Regions from separate parts of the Homo sapiens genome. Here all the other regions are linked to region 3. Evidence: chromatin loops called from intact Hi-C (ENCODE). Cell type or tissue: HCT116. All regions are shown on one strand. Each heading gives the region's core, and the rest is flanking DNA. Links, peaks and the distances in the headings are about the cores only.

What was found. A loop is a pair of places that touch in the nucleus more often than their neighbours do. Peaks named below come from ENCODE experiments on the same cell type or tissue, not always from the same donor. Only the 100,000 strongest peaks of a DNase experiment are listed, where the experiment ranks them.
Region 1: a loop joins it to region 3, with 7 times the contacts of the local background. A loop is called at or near these places in 6 of 110 quality-filtered maps.
Region 2: a loop joins it to region 3, with 3.0 times the contacts of the local background. A loop is called at or near these places in 4 of 110 quality-filtered maps.

What each region holds. Positions count from the first base shown.
Region 1 is chr17:74,490,214-74,496,505 of GRCh38, reverse strand. No RefSeq gene overlaps it. Among named protein-coding and RNA genes, the nearest start is that of CD300A, 27 kb to the right of the region's middle. In HCT116, for the core only: a CTCF peak has its summit at 2,975 (motif pointing right); a DNase peak (open chromatin) is centred at 2,965.
Region 2 is chr17:74,298,450-74,304,741 of GRCh38, reverse strand. DNAI2 (dynein axonemal intermediate chain 2) reads right to left here. Exons shown (of 14, transcript NM_023036.6): 7 at 4,885-5,024; 8 at 3,574-3,696. Among named protein-coding and RNA genes, the nearest start is that of KIF19, 25 kb to the left of the region's middle. In HCT116, for the core only: a CTCF peak has its summit at 3,410 (motif pointing left); a DNase peak (open chromatin) is centred at 3,381.
Region 3 is chr17:74,599,375-74,605,666 of GRCh38, reverse strand. LOC101928343 (a long non-coding RNA gene) reads right to left here and starts at 5,827. Exons shown (of 4, transcript NR_158152.1): 1 at 5,719-5,827; 2 at 1-1,817. In HCT116, for the core only: a CTCF peak has its summit at 3,478 (motif pointing right); DNase peaks (open chromatin) are centred at 3,496 and 3,727; H3K27me3 peaks cover 1,773 bases.

The DNA.
Region 1 (6,292 bases), core at 1,616-4,115, 110 kb after region 3:
AAAATGGCCCCAAAATCCCATTTCCCAGAGCTCTTTCTCTGACACTTGTAGAGAATCTTATGCAGAACTTTCTCCTGACCCCATGTCCTTTGGGTCAGCTGATGGCCTGTGAGATTGATAATCTAGCAAGTTTGGACATTCGTGACACTCTTGCTAACCCAGGTACGGAATGCTTAGAGAGGGAGTTTTCTGATCCTGTTCTGCTTCTGTGGAAGGCAGAGCAGCTTAGCCCATTGATATTCTGCAGGTGACTTTGATCTTGAATTCAGTTAATTGTGTGTCAGGTGATTACCCACACCTGTCAGTCAAAGCGCCCTGCTCCTTCCTCATAACCCATCATCCCTTTTGTTTCCTGGCATTCCAGATTCTTCCACTGCACACATTAACTCACAGACAGATGCCAGCATCGTGCTTCACCATATATATATATATATATATTTTTTTTTTCCTGAGATAGAGTCTCACTCTGTTGCCCAGGCTGGAGTGCAATGGTGCAATCTCAGCTCACTAAAACCTCTGCCTCCCAGGTTCACACGATTCTCCTGCCTCAGCCTCCCAAGTAGCTGGGATTATAGGCACGCACCACCCCAGCTAATTTTTGTATTTTCAGTAGAGACAGGGTTTCGCATATTGGCTGGGCTGGTCTTGAACTCCTGACCTCAAGTGATCCACCCACATTGGCCTCCCAAAGTGCTGGGATTACAGGCATGAGCCACTGCATCTGGGTGGTACGGCTGCCACCCTTACAGATTGTTCTATTATGTTATTACTGAACACTTGCCACCACAGCTTGCATAGGCGGCTGAGGTCACTCGGTCACCTGGTCAACAGCAGGCACATCTGCTGTTGGGTTTTACTAGGAAAAGAGTGGCTAGTTATGCTTTAATAATTTATTAAGAAGGTCATTGTGCTTTATAGAATGGCTTAACAAGCCAGGCGCGGTGGCTCACACCTGTAATCCCAGCGCTTTGGGAGGCCGAGGTGGGCGGATCACAAGGTCAGGAGATCAAGACCATCCTGGCTAACACGATGAAACCCCGTCTCTACTAAAAATACAAAAATTAGCCGGGTGTGGTGGCGGGCGCCTGTAGTCCCAGCTACTCGGGAGGCTGAGGCAGGAGAATGGCGTGAACCGGGGAGGCAGAGTGCAGTGAGCCGAGACCGTGCCACTGCACTCTAGCCTGGGTGACAGAGCGAGACTCCATCTCAAAAAAAAAAAAAAAAAAAAAAAAGAATGGCTTAACAATTACGGAGAAGAGAGAAAAAAAGAAGACAGGAAAGAAAGAGGAAGGGAGGAAGAAAGGGAGGTAATTCATATACAGAGAGAATACTTTGGGATCAAGGACTCTACTCAATTCTTTCCTGTAACTCTCAACACTCCTGGAAGGTAGAACCTGCTGTTCCCATTTCCCACTTTCCTTACCAGACACATAGGAACCCAGAGCTTGCCCTCAGCCTGGGCTTCAGGAGTAGGTCCCGGGCTCCAATGCACCATGTGGCCAGATTTGCAGAATGTAGGTCAAAGGGGAGAGTCCAAAGGTCAAATTCAAAGGACCCGAGAACAGGAGCAAAGGAAAGAATCGACAGCAAAGAAATTTTGGACAATGAGGATGCAGGTCAGGGGTGCTTAGAAAGAGTCCCAGAGGTGACGAAACAGCATGAGGATGCCCAGGGAGAGAATGGCAGGGCCTTTTGTTAAGGGCTTGCATCAGCTGGGTGTAGTGGGTCACACTGCGGTCCCAGCCAGTCAGGAGGCTGAGGAGGGAGATTTGCTTGAGACCAGGAGGTTAAGCCCAACTGGGACCACATGGTGAGACCCTGTCTGTATAAATAAATAAGAGTGGCCAGGTGCGGTGGCTTACATCTGTAATCCCAGCACTTTGGGAGGCCCAGGTGAGTGAATCACCTGAGGTCAGGGGATTGAGACCAGCCTGGGCAACATGGCGAAACCCCATCTTTACTAAAATACAAAAATTAGCCAGGTGTGGTGGCAGGTGCCTGTAATCCCAGCTACTTGGGAGGCTGAGGCAGGAGAATCATTTGAACCCGGGAGGCAGAGGTTGCAGTGAGCCTAGATCGCACCACTGCACTCCAACCTCAGTGACTGAGACTCCCTCTCAAAATAGAAATAAATAAATAAGAGCTTGCTTCAGAGCCTGGTGAGGGTGAACGCACTGGAGGGGCACTGGACCATTGCTGGAACAAATGAAGAAACTGAGACCCAGATGGCCTTGAATGGCAGCCCCAGACCATGTAGGTCACAAGGGCAGAGGTGGGATTTAAGGCCTGTTCTATCTGACCCCAAACCCATGACACCAACCACAGGTGGGGTGGCTGCCCTTGCCTTTGACACACTGCAGTCGGGGTGGGAAAATCTAGGAATTGGGAAGGGACAATTGGATATGAAATAAAGAAACTCAAAGTTAGAGAGGAGTTGAGTTTTCTTGTTTTGTTTGTTTGTTTGTTTTTTGAGACAGAGTCTTGCTCTGTCACCTAGGCTGGGGTGCAATGGCGCGATCTTGGCTCACTGCAACCTCCGCCTCCCAGGTTCAAGCGATTCTCCTGCCTCAGCCTCCCAAGTAGCTGGGATTACAGGTGTCCGCCACCACACCCGGCTAATTTTTGTATTTTTAGTAGAGACGGGGTTTCGCCATGTTGGCCAGGCTGCTCTTGAACTCCTGACCTCAAGTGATCCGCCTGCCTTGGCCTCCCAAAATGCTGGGATAACAGACGTGAGCCACCGTGCCCGGCCAAGGAGTTGAGTTTTCTTTCGGCACAAAACATCCAAGGACTGGGCGTGCAGAGGGGCTGGAAAGCCATGCAGGAGTTTTCTGTCTGTTCCCCTGTTTCAAGCCCTCCCGCTTCTCAGCTGCATTGACCCAGAAAGTACAGAATTCCTTTGGCGTTGACAGACCAACCCCAACGAATTCAACAGGCTTGGGAATCCAGGCATGTGTGATTCCCCGCATGGCCACAGGGTGGAGATACGTGGCTATCAAATCTCTATGTTTGGTTCCCAGGCAGAGTCAGGTCTACAAACCAGGGCTGGTGTTTGCCCAAACAGTAAACTTTAAAAACAAAGAAACATAATTGTGAGGTCATTTTCTAAACTGTGGATAATTCAGCCCTGAGTCATCTTTCTAAAAGGCTTGGGCTAATTAGAAAATGTCTTTCACCTCCTTGGACCAATTGTGAACATATTGATGATTAACCTAACATTATTTAATCCTCCGAATATCTATCATGTTGGCATTGGACATGCCAAGTGAGGCGCTGTATTTTGAAGGTGAACTTGGATTGTAAAACAAAGACAAGGCACAACTACGGGAAGGCTTCACCAGCTACTTTCAGAAAACACCGGAGTGGCACCTTTGTGTACCCGGCACATGCAGACAAAGACAGTGTCAGCAACCTGTTCTCAGATGGTTCTGGGGAAAAACGCATAGATAGAAACAGAGTAACAAAAAAGTGGCAAATTAAAAAAAAAAAAGGGTAAATCTGGGAAAATGACATACGGGAGGTCTTTGTACCTTTTCCACAATTTTTCCTTAAGTTTGAAATTGTTTCAAAATACAAGGTTTTTTTTTTCATTGTTGTTGTTTTTAATGCTAAGATCCAGAATTCCTAGATTCAAGGTTCAGATATTATCACCCAATGGAGTGGCATTTGTCATTTCAAGTAGCCTCTCTGGCCCGTGGCTCTTCTGTAAAATAAAGAAGGTGGCCAGGCATGGTGGCTCATGCCTATAATCCCAGCACTTTGGGAGATCGAGGCAAGAGGATCACTTGAGGCCAGAAGTTCGAGACCAGCCTGGCCAACATGGCGAAACCCTGTCTCTACTAAAAGTACAAAAAAATTAGCCGGGCATGGTGGCATGTACCTGTAATCCCAGTTACTGGAGAGGCTGAGGCAGAAGAATCACTTGAACCTGGGAAGCAGAGATTGTAGTGAGCCAAGATTGCACCACTGGACTCCAGCCTGGGTGACAGAGCAAGACCCTGTCTCAAATAAAATAAAATGAAATAAAATAAAAAAAGGCAATCTGTTGTCACTGCTGCAAAGCATTCTGTTGTGTGAATAAACCCCTCAGCTCACCCATTCCCTGAAAAAAACAAAAAGAATAAAGTGGAATGTTCTCTCTGCATGTGAATTACCTTCCTTTCTTCCTCTCTGTCTTTCTTTCCTTCTTTCTTTCTTCTCAGTAATTGTTAAGCTGTTCTATAAAGCACCATGGCCTTTTAAATAAATTATAAGAGGAGGCTGGGAGTGGCGGTTCATGCCTGTAATCCCAGCACTTTGGGAGGCTGAGGCGGGTGGGTCACCTGAGGTCAGCAGTTTGAGGCCAGCCTGGCCAACATGGTGAAACCTTGTCTCTACTAAAAATACAAAAATTAGTTGGGCATGGAGGCATGTGCCTGTAATCTCAGCTACTCTGGAGGCTGAGATGGGAGAATCGCTTGAACCCAGGAGGCAGAGGCTGCAGTGAGCCGAGATCGTGTCATTGTACTCTAGCCTGGGTGGCAGAGCAAGACTCCATCTCAAAAAAAAAAAAATTAAAATTAAAAAAGAGAAGCATAACTAGTCACTCTTTTCCTGGTAAAACCCAACAGCTCATGTGGCTGATCACAGAATGTTGAGGTGACCGAGTGACCTCAGCTGCCTATGCAAGCTGTTGTGGCAAGTGTTTAGTAATAACATATTAGAACCATCTGTAAAACACTGGAGTGGCCCCTTTCTGTACCCGGCTCATGCAGACAGAGACAGTCTGGCTGTACCAACCAGACTCGTAACTGTTTAACAGGTAAAGCACGACGCTGGCATCTGTCTGTTAGTTAATGTGTGTGGTGAATGAGTCTAGAATGCCAGTGAATAGAAAGGAGCAGGGAGCTTGGATTTACAGGGGTCCGTAATCTCCTAAGGCTCAATTAACTGAATTCAAGATCAAAGTCACCTTTGATATTTGAATAATCAATAATCAATTTGATTAAATATTACATAATCAATTTGGATAACTGATATTTGAAATAATATTTTTATTTATTCACCCCAATATTTATTTACCCCCAAAATATTATCAGGCTGGGTGCAGTGGCTCATGCCTGTAATCTTAACCTGTTGGGAAGCCGAGAGGGGAGGATGTCTTGAGCCCAGTAGTTTGACCAGTGTGGGCAAAAAAGTGAGAGTCCATCTCTAGAAAAAATCAAAAAAATTAGCCAGGCCTGGTGGCATGCGCCTGTGGTCCCAGCTACTTGGGAGGCTGAGGCAGACGGATCACATAAGTCTAGGAGTTTGAAGGGGCAGTGAGCCATGATCATGCTGCTGCACTCCTCCCTGGGACTATGTCTCAAAAAAAAAATGTATATGCACACACACACACACACACACACACACACACAAAGTCCTTCAGTCCAATAGGTACTCATTGTGTTATCAATGAGATAGTTGACATCCTGTCGTTTGCAGTAAGTCGTAGATTCAAAGCCCATTTCAGTTTGGACTGGCCGGTCCCGAGGGCTCCATGCTCACCTGTGGTTGCTGTACTGGGCAGCAGTGTCTCCTGCAGATTCTCTTGGCAACTCCAGGTCGGCCCAGCCCTGGGTCCCACCAGCTCGCGCTCTCTCCCCTCCCCATCTCCGCTTCAGGCCACCCCTTTTCTAGTCTGAGACGGGACAGTTTCCTCTGGCTCCTCATTATTTCCTCAAATCTATGGCTACTCAGGAGGCTGAGGTGGAAGGATCTATTGAGCTTGGGAGGCAGAGGTTGCACATGCCTGTGATCCCAGCTACTAGGGAGGCTGAGGCAGGAAAATCGCTTGAACCCAGGAGGTGGAGGTTGTAGTGGGCTGAGATCGTGCCATTGCACTCCAGCCTGGGTAAAAAGAGTGAAACTCCATCTCAAAAAAAAAATCAATACATTCAATACACTCCTAATAAAAAGGAATTTTTTTGAGGAACATAATAAGCTTATTTTAAAATGCATTCAATGGAATAAAGGTCTACAAATAGCTAATTCAACCTTTCTAAACTTTTACACTCTGCTTCCCTTATAAAACTGATGCCTTTAACAGTGCCCAAATCATCTCTTGAATGCTTTGCTGCTTAGAAGTTTCTTCCGCCGGATACCCTAAATCATCTCTCTCAAGTTCAAAGCTCCACAAATCTCTAGGGCAGGGGCAAAATGCCACCAGTCTCTTTGCTAAAACATAACAACAGTCACCTTTACTACAGTTCCCAACAAGCTAATTCAGCCCGGCTATTTTGTATTTTTAGTAGAGATGGGGTTTCTCTATGTT
Region 2 (6,292 bases), core at 1,935-4,434, 300 kb after region 3:
GTGACCAACCAGCACTCAGGAAGTTACCTGGCAGTCGGTGATGTAACTCGTCCCCCTACCACTGGTGGGTGAGCTCTTTGAGGGGCACGAGCTTGTCTGACATGGGTCCATCGCCCACGAACTGAGCTTTAGTAGTTATTCACTTCACTGCGGACTGAATGCACAAAGGCTGGTCTCCTGACTCCTGGTCCAGTGCTCCCCTCGCGTCTCTGAGCATGACCCCCTCCATCACGCAATGCCCTTCCTTGTTTACTGTTCTGTCTTAACTTCTGGGCTAGACTGAACAACCTCCACCAGCAGGGCCTGAGCCTACAATGGTGCTGTGTCCTCAGCATTCCAAATGGAAAGAACAGCTGAGTGAGGTAGGGGAGGGGCACACTGAGGGGAGGGCCTTTGTCAACGGGCTCAGATGTCCTCTGCAGCTGGTGAACCTGCCCCTATAGAACTCCCAGGTTTTAGGCAGAGGTTGCAGTGAGCCGAGATCATGCCACTGCACTCCAGCCTGGCCTACAGAGCAAGGCCCTACCTCAAAAAAAAAAAAAAAAAAAAAAAAAAGAAAAAAGAAAAAGAAAAAAGAAAAGAAAAGAAAAAAGAACTCCTAGTTTATTTATTTATTTCTCGAGACAGGTTCTGGCTCCATTGCCCAGGCTGGAGTGCAGCAGTGCGATCTCAGCTCACTGCATCCTTGACCTTCTGGGCTCAAGCAGTACTCCCACCTCAGCCTCCCACGTAGGGACCACAAGCACACACCACCAGGGTCAGCTAATTTTTGTATTTTTGTAGAGATGGAGTCTCCCTATGTTGTCCAGACTGGTCTCAAACTCCTAAGCTCAAGTGATCTGCACACATCGGCTTCCCAAAGTGCTGGGATTACAGACCTGAGCCACTGCACCTGGCCCCCCAGCTTTTTTATTTTTATTTTTTTAAAAAACATATTGTTTTATTATGCAGTTTTCTTCTACCAGAAAATTACTAAAATGATAAATATAAAATCTCTAGAAAATACCCAGAACATGGCCAGGTGTGGTGGTTGAGGCACGAGAATCACTTGAACCTGGGAGGCAGAGGTTGCAGCGAGCCAAGATCATGTCACTGCACTCCAGCCTGGGCAAGAGTGAGACTCTGTCTCAAAAAAAAAAAAAAAATCAGCCTGGCTTGGTGGCATGTGCCTGTGGTCCCAGCTGCTCAAGAGGCTGAGGCTTGAGCCCAGGAGGTGGATGTTGCAGTAAGCTGAGATTACACAACTGCACTCCAGCATGGGCAACAGAGCAAAACGATGTCTCAACAAAACAAAACAAAAACCTGGGCTTCAAGTTGGGCGTCAAGGGCAAGTGGAAAGACCAAGCTTGAGAGGTCCAGAGAAGAAAGTATTCAAGCCGACTGCACGCCGCCCGTCAGTGAGCCAGAGAGAAAGGCCACCCAGATCTGAGTGGCCCATCGTGCCTCTAGCCTCAGACTTCATGGTGGGCTGCAGGTGGACACTCTGGGCCTCAGAGTTGGAGCCCTGGGTTTGAGTCCCAGCTTTACCAGGTACTAGGACTCACAACCTAATCTCATGAAGACTCATCGTGTGTGTCTGGCAAGTACGGATAATAACATTACCCCACGAGATGGTTGTAGGCGACTGCACAAGCTTATTAAATCAGGCAGCCACAAGTGTCCAACACACAGTGTGCACCCTGCAAGGGCCAGGCATGGAGGAGATGGCCCTAGTAGTGATGTGGCTGCATGTCTAGCACTTGGCCTAGAAAGCCTTGCCTCTGGGACAGAATGTTTTCCTGAGCCCTCGCCACCCCAACCTCCCTGCCCAGTGCCTTGTCCTCTGGGGAGGGGGTCAGTGGAATTGTCTCCTCCTTCCATCAACATTCATCTCTCAGCCTTGAGCTAGGGTTGCCCAGGTATGTTCGAGGCCAGGGCCTCCCAAAGCCCTAGGAATGATGGCCCATGACCCCGAAGCAAACAAGTGACACCCCCAAGGGGGAACCAGGCCTGGGCTGCACTAAGACGTAAACCAAGACTCAGCCCAAACCAAAAGCCAACAACAAGGGAAAGTTGTCTTCTTACTCTAGCGAGGAAGTCTTCCTTTACTGCTTCTAGGAAGCTTCCCTCCTCTAACACATTTGCACTATGCTCAAACTGATATTTCCTGTTTTTCTTTTCTTTGTTTTTTTTTTGAGATGGAGTTTCGCTCTTGTCGTCCAGGCTGGAGTGCAATGATGCGATCTTGGCTCACCGCAACCCCCGCCTCCCAGGTTCAAGCAATTCTCCTGCCTCAGCCTCCCGAGTAGCTGGGATTACAGGCGTGCGCCTCCACGCCCAGCTAATTTTGTATTTTTAGTAGAGATGGGGTTTCTCCATATTGGTCAGGCTGGCCTCGAACTCCCAACCTCAGGTGATCCGCCCGCCTTGGCCTCCCAAAGTGCTGGGATTACAGGTGTGAGCCACCGTGCCTGGCCCTTTTTTTCTTTTCTTATGTAGGGACAGTGTCTTGCTATGTTGTCCAGGCTGGTCTTGAACTGCTGGGCTCAAGTGATCCTGCCACCTCAGCCTCCCAAAGTGCTGGGATTACAGGTGTGAGCCACGGCGCCTTGCCTCACATTGATATTTTTCTTCTTTTTCTTTCCTTCCTTCCTTCCTTCCTTCCTTCCTTCCTTCCTTCCTTCCTTCCTTCTTTCCTTCCTTCCTTCCTTCCTTCCTTCCTTCCTTCCTTCCTTCTTTCCTTCCTTCTTTCCTTCCTTCCTTCCTTCCTTCCTTCCTTCCTTCCTTCCTTCCTTCTTTCCTTCCTTCCTTCCTTCCTTCCTTCCTTCCTTCCTTCCTTCCTTCCTTCCTTCTTTCCTTCCTTCCTTCCTTCCTTCCTTCCTTCCTTCCTTCCTTCCTTCTTTCCTTCCTTCTTTCCTTTTCTTTCCCTCTCTCTCCCTCTCTTTCTTTCTTTCTTTCTTGGTAAAGACTGGGCGGGCGGTGGGGGGGGTCTCATTATGTACCCAGGCTGGTCTTAAATTCTTGGCCTCCCAAAGTGCTGGGATTACAGGCGTGAGCCACCCTGCCCGACCTGAACTTTGATATTTCTTTGTCATTCTCAGTGACTGAACACCGAGACCATGCTTGTGCTCTGGTTTTCCAAGGAGCCTGCTTTGACCTCATTTTCCTCTCCAGTACCTCTTCCTTCCCCAGAGGAAGGCAGGTGACCAGCCTAGGGACCCCGTGCCAGGCAGGGCCAGGACCTGGGTTGGAGTCCAGGCCTCCCGATGTTGGTCCTGGGCGTGACCTTCCCCACAAAACAGGGCTTTTCTGGAATTGTTCTGTCAAAAGATTGCCCTCTGTGTTCAGCTGGGCCACTGGCCAAAAGATGACTTGGTGCCATGATGACTATGGTGTCCTTCTTCGAGAAGCTCTGCTGCCCCCTGCTGGAAAGTTGTTGTAAAGGCCACACACGTCTAGGATGGCTGCAGTGAGGGTGGCCTCCCTGGGCTGGTGCTGGGTTCCACGAGCACCTGATATCCTAGCAATGGCCTGTCTTTAGCCCTGGCTGCCCTGTCAATGCAAGTCGGGGAAGGGACAGCAAGGGACACTCACCAAAGTAGATTCGAACTCCAGGGAGATGGCCCCCAAGGCATTTTCCAACTGTTCCTTCTTGGTGATGTCCAAGATCACAACTTCAGTGGGCTCGCTCATCTTTCGGATGTCCCACCACATGACCTGGTGGGAGGAGGGGCGACAGTGAGACTTCGAGGCCCTGTATTTCCCCTGGCTTTTGCCTTCTCCGCCCTCACCCCACCGTCCTGGGGTCAGCCACTGGGCCACAAAGGATGGAGCTCCCGGCAATTCGTGGGAGCAAATACACTTTGAGGATTGCTGTTCTGTCCACAGTTCCCACACCTGGCTGATCATCAGAGTCGCCGGCAAGCTTCATACAACCCAGATGCTGAGGCCTCGCCCTCGACCTACTGAATCAAAACCTCCAGGTGCAAGGCCAAGAATCGGTATATGCCAAGACTCCCCACAATAAGGCAATATCCGGCAATGTTAAAAATGCATGTGTGCTCCGACCTAGAAGTCCCACTGCCAGCAATGTCTGCTGTAGATATATCCCCGCATGTGTGCAACAATCTGTGTATAAAGATGCTCTTTGCTGTATTTTTTGGGGGGTAGCAACAAAATATTAGAATCCATATATAAATTATGGTACACCCACATGATGCAGTTATTAATAGGCATGGGGCAGCGGTGTATGAAATATGAAACTATCTCCAAGGTACACACAATGGAAAACATCGAGTACAGAATAGTGTGTGAAGTGTGCAAAAAGAAAGAGTAAAGAAGAGAGAGGTGTGTTTCCTTGCATACGCAGAGACTAGCTCTGAAGGCAGACATAAGAGAGGGAGGGAGGGGAGGAGGTGCAGGCAGAGGTGAGAGGAAGGCATTTTCTTTTTTGCACCCTTTAGATTCTGTTCCGTGGGCATGTATTATCACTACTCAACTTAAAAATAAAGTGTTAGGCTGGGCGCAGTGGCTCATGCCTGTAATCCCACCACTTTGGGAGGCCAAGGCGGGTGGATCACCTGAGGTCAGAGTTCGAGACCAGCCTGGCCAACATAGTGAAGCACCATCTCTACTAAAAATAAAAAATTAACCAGGCATAGTGGCAGGCGCCTGTAATCCCAGCTACTTGGGAGGCTGAGGCAGGAGAATTGCTTGAACCCGGGAGGCAGAGGTTGCAGTGAACCAAGATCGTGCCATTGCACTCCAGCCTGGGCAACAAGAGTGAAACTCCATCTCAAAATAAAATGTGTTAAAGGAAATGTCCCCAGGGGTTCTGATGGGGAACCAGGGAACAGTTACTGCCCCTCCCTTCCCTCCTCTCTCCAGTGTCTGGCTGGTGGGTACCTGCCCATCCGTGGAAGCTGAGAAGCACTCGGTGCCCGTCTTCGACTGCAGCCAGATGGTGCCATACACAGGGTCTCGGTGGCTGGACTCAATGGTGGATAGCTCCGCCACCAGGCTGCCCTTTCGGGTGTCCCAGCAGGCTGGTGAGGAAGGAGATGAAGAAGGAGTGGAAGGGGGCACAGGCTTCCTTCCTTAGGGCAGGGAGCAGGGGAGAGAGGGGGCTGCTGCTTCTGGTTTGGCAGGTATGTGGTTTTCTAGAATCAGGGCTTGGTTCAAATCAGCCTGAGTTTCCTACCAGCCTCTACAGACTCTCTGGAGAGACTCCCAGAGTGCAAGCTTCATTCAGTTCCTTGAGCCCCTCCCAGGCATTGACTCCCTACCCAACACTTGGCCCTGGGCAAGCCTCTGGGGATAGGACAGGCATAGTGGCAGGGGAACACATGAGGGTGGTCAGGGAAGGCCTCCTGGAGGAAGTGACAGGTAGCTGAGATGGAAGATGAGCCTCAGGATGGAGGGAGCCAGGCGAGAGGAGAGCCGAGTCCCTAACGTAGGGAAAAGCACGTGGAAAGACTCCATTTAGGTGAATCTCTCTGCTACATTAGCCCATTTCCTCTTATCCTTTGTACCTCTGCTGCCTCTGTTGGAAAGAAACTCACAGAGGAGCTTTAGCCTTTACTGTGATCTGTTATTAGTGCTTTGCCAAGAAAGATGGAAAGGTTATCTGTCCTTTGTCCTGTTAGATTTCGTTTCCATTTTCCCATGAATGCACAATGAGGGCTCACCCTGTCACTCAGAGCTGTTTCTAGGAAAGGCCGTTTTGTAAAATAACAAAAGTACTTAGCTCGTAAGCTTTGACTTAGTATTTCTCCAAGTTCAAGGCATTTTCCCTGAACTCAGCTGGCCCAGAAATATGTTTTCTTAGATACGCCTGCTCAGCCAAGCACAGTGGCTCATGCTTGTAATCCTAGCGCATTAGGAGGCCGAGGCAAAAGGATTGCTTGAGCCCAGGAATCCAAGAGCAGCTTGGGCAACATAGTGAGACCCCGTCTCTACAAAAAATTTAAAACCTAGCTGGGCATGGTGGCACATGCTACTCGGGAGGCTGTTACTCGGGAGGCTGCCTGCTACTCGGGAGGCTGAGGTGGGAGAATTGCTTGAGCCTGGGAGGTTGAGGCTGCAGTGAGCCATGATCGTGCCACTACACCCCAGCCTGGGTGACAGAGCAAGACCCTGTCTCAAAAAATAAAAATAGGCCAGGCCTGGTGGCTCACACCTGTAATCCCAGCACTTTGGGAGGCTGAGGCAGGTGGATCACTTGTGGTCAGGAGTTCAAGACCAGCCTGGCCAACATGATGAAACCCCATCTTTACTAAAAACACAAAAAAATTAGCTGGGCGTGGTGGCAGGC
Region 3 (6,292 bases), core at 2,216-4,715:
CAGGGCCCTTTCCCTCAGGCCATCCCTGTTCTCTCCCCGAAGCTGGCCTCCAGCCCAGGGCATGGAAGCAGTGATGAGTCATGTGAATTTAACTCAGAGTTTTCTTGAGTGAGAGCAGGCCTGCCATATTGCACATCCTAAAAATACCCTTTAAACCACTGTGTTCTTCTTGCAAGTTCCACTCCCCGTGGAGCCGCCGCACCCTTGGTCTCTTCCCGCCAAGTTTCCCCTTGTGCCTCTCCCGTCTCGCTAGAAGTCCTGGCACTGCCATCCCCACTCAGCAGAACAACCGCTCTGCAAACAGTGGAGCGAGACGAAGGCCAGGTCAGGAAGCATCCCCAGTGCCTCGCCTCTTCCGGACTCCTAGGGAACACAGGATCGGTGCTGGCAGGCTCCAGGGAACAAGACCCTTTGAAAGGAACGGAGTTGGGCTGGAGAAGGGAGCCGGTGGAGCAGGGAAGGCAGGATCCAGGGAGAGAATGGGCCTTGACCCTGGACTTTGAGGGATCCTGAAGCACCAGGCTGTGATGGGGTTAAACAGGGGCAGCCGCATTTGCGCGGTGATGAGACATCCTATTGATCCCTCGAAAGGAGGTGGGCTTCGGATTGATGTCCACACCCATCTACCATGCTGGGAATGTGAAAGAAAAGCAAGAGGCCCAGCTTCCCGCTCTCCCGCCCTGCCCTTCCCTAGCCTTGGCTGGAGAGTTGGAGCGATGGGCACACCCCTGCCTGTGACTGTGGTAGGCAGAATAGTGAACCCCACCCACGATGTCATAACCCCAAAGCCTGTGAATATGTTTTATTACATGCAAGGGGGAATTAAGGCAGTGGGTGGATTTGAGACTGCTCGTCAGGTGACCCAGGGTGGATTATCCTGGATCATCTGGCTGAGCCCAGTGGAATCACCAGCGTCCTTATAAATGAAAGAGGGAGGCAGGAGAGACAGTGGAGCGATGCTCTGTGGGAGACTCCACCGACCTTTGCTGGCTTTGGGTAGGAGGGGGCCATGAGCCAAGGAACACGGGTGGCCTCCAGAAGCTGGAAAAGGCAAGGGAACAGGCCCTCCGCTGGAGCCTCTAGAAGGAACCAGCCCTGTTAACACCTTGATTTCAGCCCAGTGAGACCCATTTCAGACTTCTGGTCTCCACAGCTGTATGATCATGAGACTGTGTTGTTTTAAGCCACAAAGTTTGTAACGATCAGTTACAGCAGCCACAGGAAAGCCACCCAGACAGCTGCCCTTCCAGAGCACCCAAAGCTTCACCTCGCTTTTGCCTCCTGGGGCTTGAGGGACTCGGTGAAGCATGGAGCCCAGAGCCTGCTCTCTGGAGCTCAGCCTGTTGCAGCTCATCAGGGAGAATCTCCTGCAGTGCTCAGGTGTAGACAGGGAGGGGAAGGCCCACTACAGACTTCACTGTTTCTCCCCTGACGAGCGCCACATGAGGGTCCCTGGTGAGAGCATCTGAAGGAGCAGTCATGGGGCAGCCTAGGGAAAGGTCTGTGGGAGCCCAGCTCTGCTCACCTGGTGAGGGGGCTGGTAAGAGCCGTGGGCTGGGTGCTGTTGGTGCTCTGGGTGAGAGAAGGCCAGGAGGCCAGAACTGTTGGAGTGGTTGTTCTCATAGGTTCTGCTGTGTCTGCTGTCCCAGGTGAAGCTGGGTCTGCTGTTCCAGGCACAGCTGTGTTCCTTTTCCCAGGCACAGCTGTTTCTGCTTTTCTAGGTACAGCTGTGTCCATTGTCCCAGGCCCAGCTGTGTCTGCTGTCCCAGGTGCAGCTGCGTCTGTTGTCTTAGGTTCAGATTGTTTTCTTGGAGTTGCTGTGGGACATGCAAAGGATAGTTTTGAGGGTGACCTAGGTGGCTTCCCCGTGGCTCACGTCACCTCTTACCCCTCCAAGGATCGTGAAGCATTTAGTCTTAGCACTACAGTTGTTTTGTTTTGTATCTTTTTGGTATCTTACCTAAAATGTAATATTATTTCACTTACAAACAAACATCACTGCACCACCTGGGAAGGACTTGTGGCGAGAAGCTATGCAGGCAATTTACAAATATTCAACTTAGTCCCAGAGTCCTGCGTTGCACAGCTGAGCGTTGAGAACCACACTCTGCTTCCCTGAAGTTCTACATCAGAGCCAGCCAGCCCTTCTCTTGAGTCTCAGCCTGGGCTCCAGCAGGCTGTTTGTTGCCTGCTGTGTAGCAAAGTGACCCTCAGAGCCAGCTGCCCCTCCCTGGGCCCTGCCTGGGGACTCAGGACTCCTCTCCCCTGCAGCTGGGCAGAGCATCTGTTTCCAGCTGAAGTTTTCCTGCCTCCCCAAAGCTTCCTTATTTCACTAGGCTTGGAGGGTTGCAGCCTCCGACTCTCCCCCAGCTCCTCCTTTCCTTCCACTCATGCCTTTGTTCTCTTTTTAAGTCAATTTCTGAAACATTCTAAAACCAGACTTCCCCACTGCACACACACACAGGCACACCACATCCGCATATACTAAGCTGAAAAGGACTTTTCCCTGCCTTGTAAATGGGCCCACAAGTAACAGATATATGATTGAGCTGCAGCATCTATGCATGTGCATGGGGAGCTGACAGTTTCTCTGGTGCCCACGGCGGAGATGACACTGATGGCTCTGGGGGCTGGGCTGTGGAGTGAGGATGACAGCCGGACTCTCTTTCTAGGAGCCCCCTGTTGTGAGTTCTCAGTATCCTCAAAGGCTCGGGGCAGCCAGGGGAGGCCTGTGGGAGGGCTCTGCACTATGCCGGGTTCTGTTTTTCCCTCTTTCAGGAATGGGTCAGAGTCTCCCATGCCTTCCTTTGTCCATATGTCACCAGAGGTGGGAGAGGACGAGAGAGAGGTGGCTCCAAGGAGAGGGTCACCAATGGGCTCTTGGTCACTACATGCTTGTCCTGGAGCTGAGACTTCTGGGATTGCGATTTTCTTGCATTCCCCTCCCTGTACACCTGACAAGTCCTCCCGTCAGGCTGGGGCTGCTCTGAGGGGGCACGGGTTGCCCCAAGTGACTTGCAGAAGAGAACCTGCCTTCTTTCTTACCCTGCACTGTGCCTGCCCAAGCTGACCCAGTTCTGCTTGGCTCCCTCTGATAATAGCAGATAGAGACATACAGAGATACTGAGGCTTGCTCTGTCTTCCAGTCTTTCCAGAATCTTGGTGTAACCCCTCCCCCCAAACACACACACATGCACATGCACACACATAGGCCCACAAACACAGACATGTACACACAGACACACACGGGCCCATTCGTACACATACATCTATGCACAGCACACATATAGACACGGGCAAGCCCAGGCACACATACACAGGCACACACAAGCACACACAAGCCCATGCACACACGTAGTCCCAGGACAATGTCAAGACAGCATCACTGAATCCTCTCGGGTCAGCACCAGAGTTTGGTACAGGAGGGAGCTGCTCCGACCTGGGTAAATGGTCACTTCAACTTGGACCCCAAGGTCAGTGCCTGTCCTCTCAATCCCACACCAGTAGGTGTCAGTGTCGGACCTCCAGAGCATCTTCATGGTTATGGTGAACACACGGTTTTTCTTTTCTTTTCTTTTTTTAAATTTTATTATTATTATACTTTAAGTTTTAGGGTATATGTTTCTGATCGTCCCTGATGGACACTCGGTCTCTCTCCGCTGTCTGCTCTGATCCTGTGATTGTAATGAGGATTTTGCAGGACTGCCAGTCCTTCCCGTGGCACCACTACTTGCTGTAGGTCTCCCAGCCTTGGTCATAATGACACTGCACTGTCAGTGAGTCCCATTCTGTGCCCCACACAGCTCTAGGACCATAGATGGAGAAATACTCTGGAAGACAGAACCCAACGTCCAGATCTTCCCTCCCTGGGCACTGCCCAGGGCTTCCGGCACCTCCCTGGGGACCAACCAGGAGCCTTTATCCTCAGCCCCCAAATTGTCAAATTCTCACATCCATTTGTTCCTTAATTCCCCGGCAGTATTTCTTTTGTTGTCACCCCTCTGACAAAGTTCTCCTGAGGGCTCCAACTGCCCAACACAGTGGTCTGTTCATGCGCCATCCTAGCGACCACTGAACACCCTCTCATTTTGGAAACCTTCCCTCCTTTGCCCTGAGGTGACACCCACTTCCCCACCAATCCCTGGCTCTCACTGCAGCCACCAGTTTATTTTATTTATTTATGTATTTATGTATTTATTTGGAGACGGAGTTTTGCTCTTGTTGCCCAGGCTGGAGTGCAATGGTGCGATCTCGGCTCACCGCAACCTCCGCCTTCTGGGTTCAAGCAATCCTCCTGCCTCAGCCTCCCGAGTAGCTGGGATTACAGGCATGCGCCACCACGCCCGACTAATTTTGTATTTTTAGTAGAGACAGGGTTTCTCCATGTTGGTCAGGCTGATCTTGAACTCCCGACCTCAGGTGATCTGCCCTCCTCGGCCTCCCAAAGTGCTGGGATTACAGGTATGAGCCACCGCGCCCGGCCAGCCACCGATTTATTTTAAAATCCCAGAGCTGAACAGGTAGACATCCTGGCTTCCCCCAACTCCTCCGCCCACTGGCACTGCACCCCACACCCCTAAAAACCCTCTCCTGTGAGTCTGCACATGTGATAAAGTTTCATGGAACCAAACACACCCACACCCCCACACACACACACACCCCCAACACTCACACACCTGTGCACACACTCAGTGCACAGTTGTTTTTCTTTGCCTAAGCACCATGCTATTTTTGTCTCCATACCTTTGCACAAGTTGCTCCCTTTGCCCAGGAAGTTGTCTCTTCCTTGCTTGATGGACTTAAGCCCTTATTCCCCTCCCTGAAGGGTTGGTTCAGCCCCGCCCTGGTGCCACCAGACCACTTTGTATCTGTCTCAGTTGTTGTACTTACAACCTTGAACAATGGTCTGGTCTTTGGCTCGTCCAGAGCAGAAGCTCAAGCAGGCTGATGTGTGGGGTTGACTTACATTCCAGAGAGCGATGACATCCTTGCCTTATTGCCTGTCTTCCTCCCTGTAACTCTGAGCTGCTCCATTTTAGCTACAACTCATGACAAGCTGTGGAGGCTTCTAAACTAGCCAGATGTCTGAACCCCGCCACGACTGCGTGGGTCTGAGCTGGAACCTGAGTATTTGTGCTCTTTTAAAGTTCCTCAGGGATTCATGCATTTAAGTTTGGGTATATGTGTATATGTGCAAGTATATAAGTATGTATGTATCTACCTATTTATCTGTTCTTTCATCTATCTGTCCACCTGTCCATGCATCTATCTGTCTCTCGTCTATCATCCATCCATTTACTTCTCTCTCATCTATCTATCTATCTATCTATCTATCTATCTATCTATCTATCTATCTATCTATCATCTATCTATCATCTATCATCTATCTGTCTGTCTATCAATTATCTATCTATCTATCTATCTATCTATCTATCTATCTATCTATCTATCATCTGCCAGGGTTGAGAAGAATCAGAATCCTAGAAACCTGACACCATTTATGTTTTTTGTTTCTTTCCCCAACACCTAACCTAGTAACTGTCAGATAACAAAACATTCCTCCCTTTTTTTCTCTTTTCCTTCCTTCCTGCTTTCTTATATGTAAGTGCATGGATGAGTGCATTTTCCCCAGCTTGTCTCCTTCCCTCCAGCACAGACCCTCTCTGTTTCCTGCCCAGCCTTTTGGGTTCCAGTTCCTTAATCCCCAGGCCCACTTACCTGGAAGGATGAGAAGGAACAGGACCAGTGAGCACTACATGCCCCTGCCTGTCTGTGCTCTCTCCCTGGTGATGAGTTAATACCAGCTGCCCTCCAGCAACTTGTAACTGAACCCAGAGGCAAACTGCTTCCTACTTGTCTAAATCATTTTTTTTGTTTGTTTTCTCAACTGCTTCCTTTTTTTTTCTTTAGTTACTTCCTAAATTCATGAATTAAGAGAAACGTGGTGCTGTCTTTTTGGAGTGTGTGTGGTGTGATGATACGTCTTCAATGAACTGGGGAAGTAAATGGTCCAGGCCTGGCCTGGGCTCCATCTGCAGCTGTCTGTGATTTAGGAGCATCTGCCAACAACACAGGGCAGGGAGTACAGTAAGGCTCAGAGCGTGGACGGAAGGGATTGATGGAGGCACGCTGGCTTTGCCTCAGAGCGTAGAGGGAAGGGATTGATGGAGGCGCCCTGGCTTTGTCTCAGAGCGTGGAGGGAAGGGATTGATCGAGGCGCGCTGGCTTTGCACTTTGGGAAGAACACAGCACAGTGCTCCCATCCAGCCTCGCTGGAGAAACAGCCTGTGCC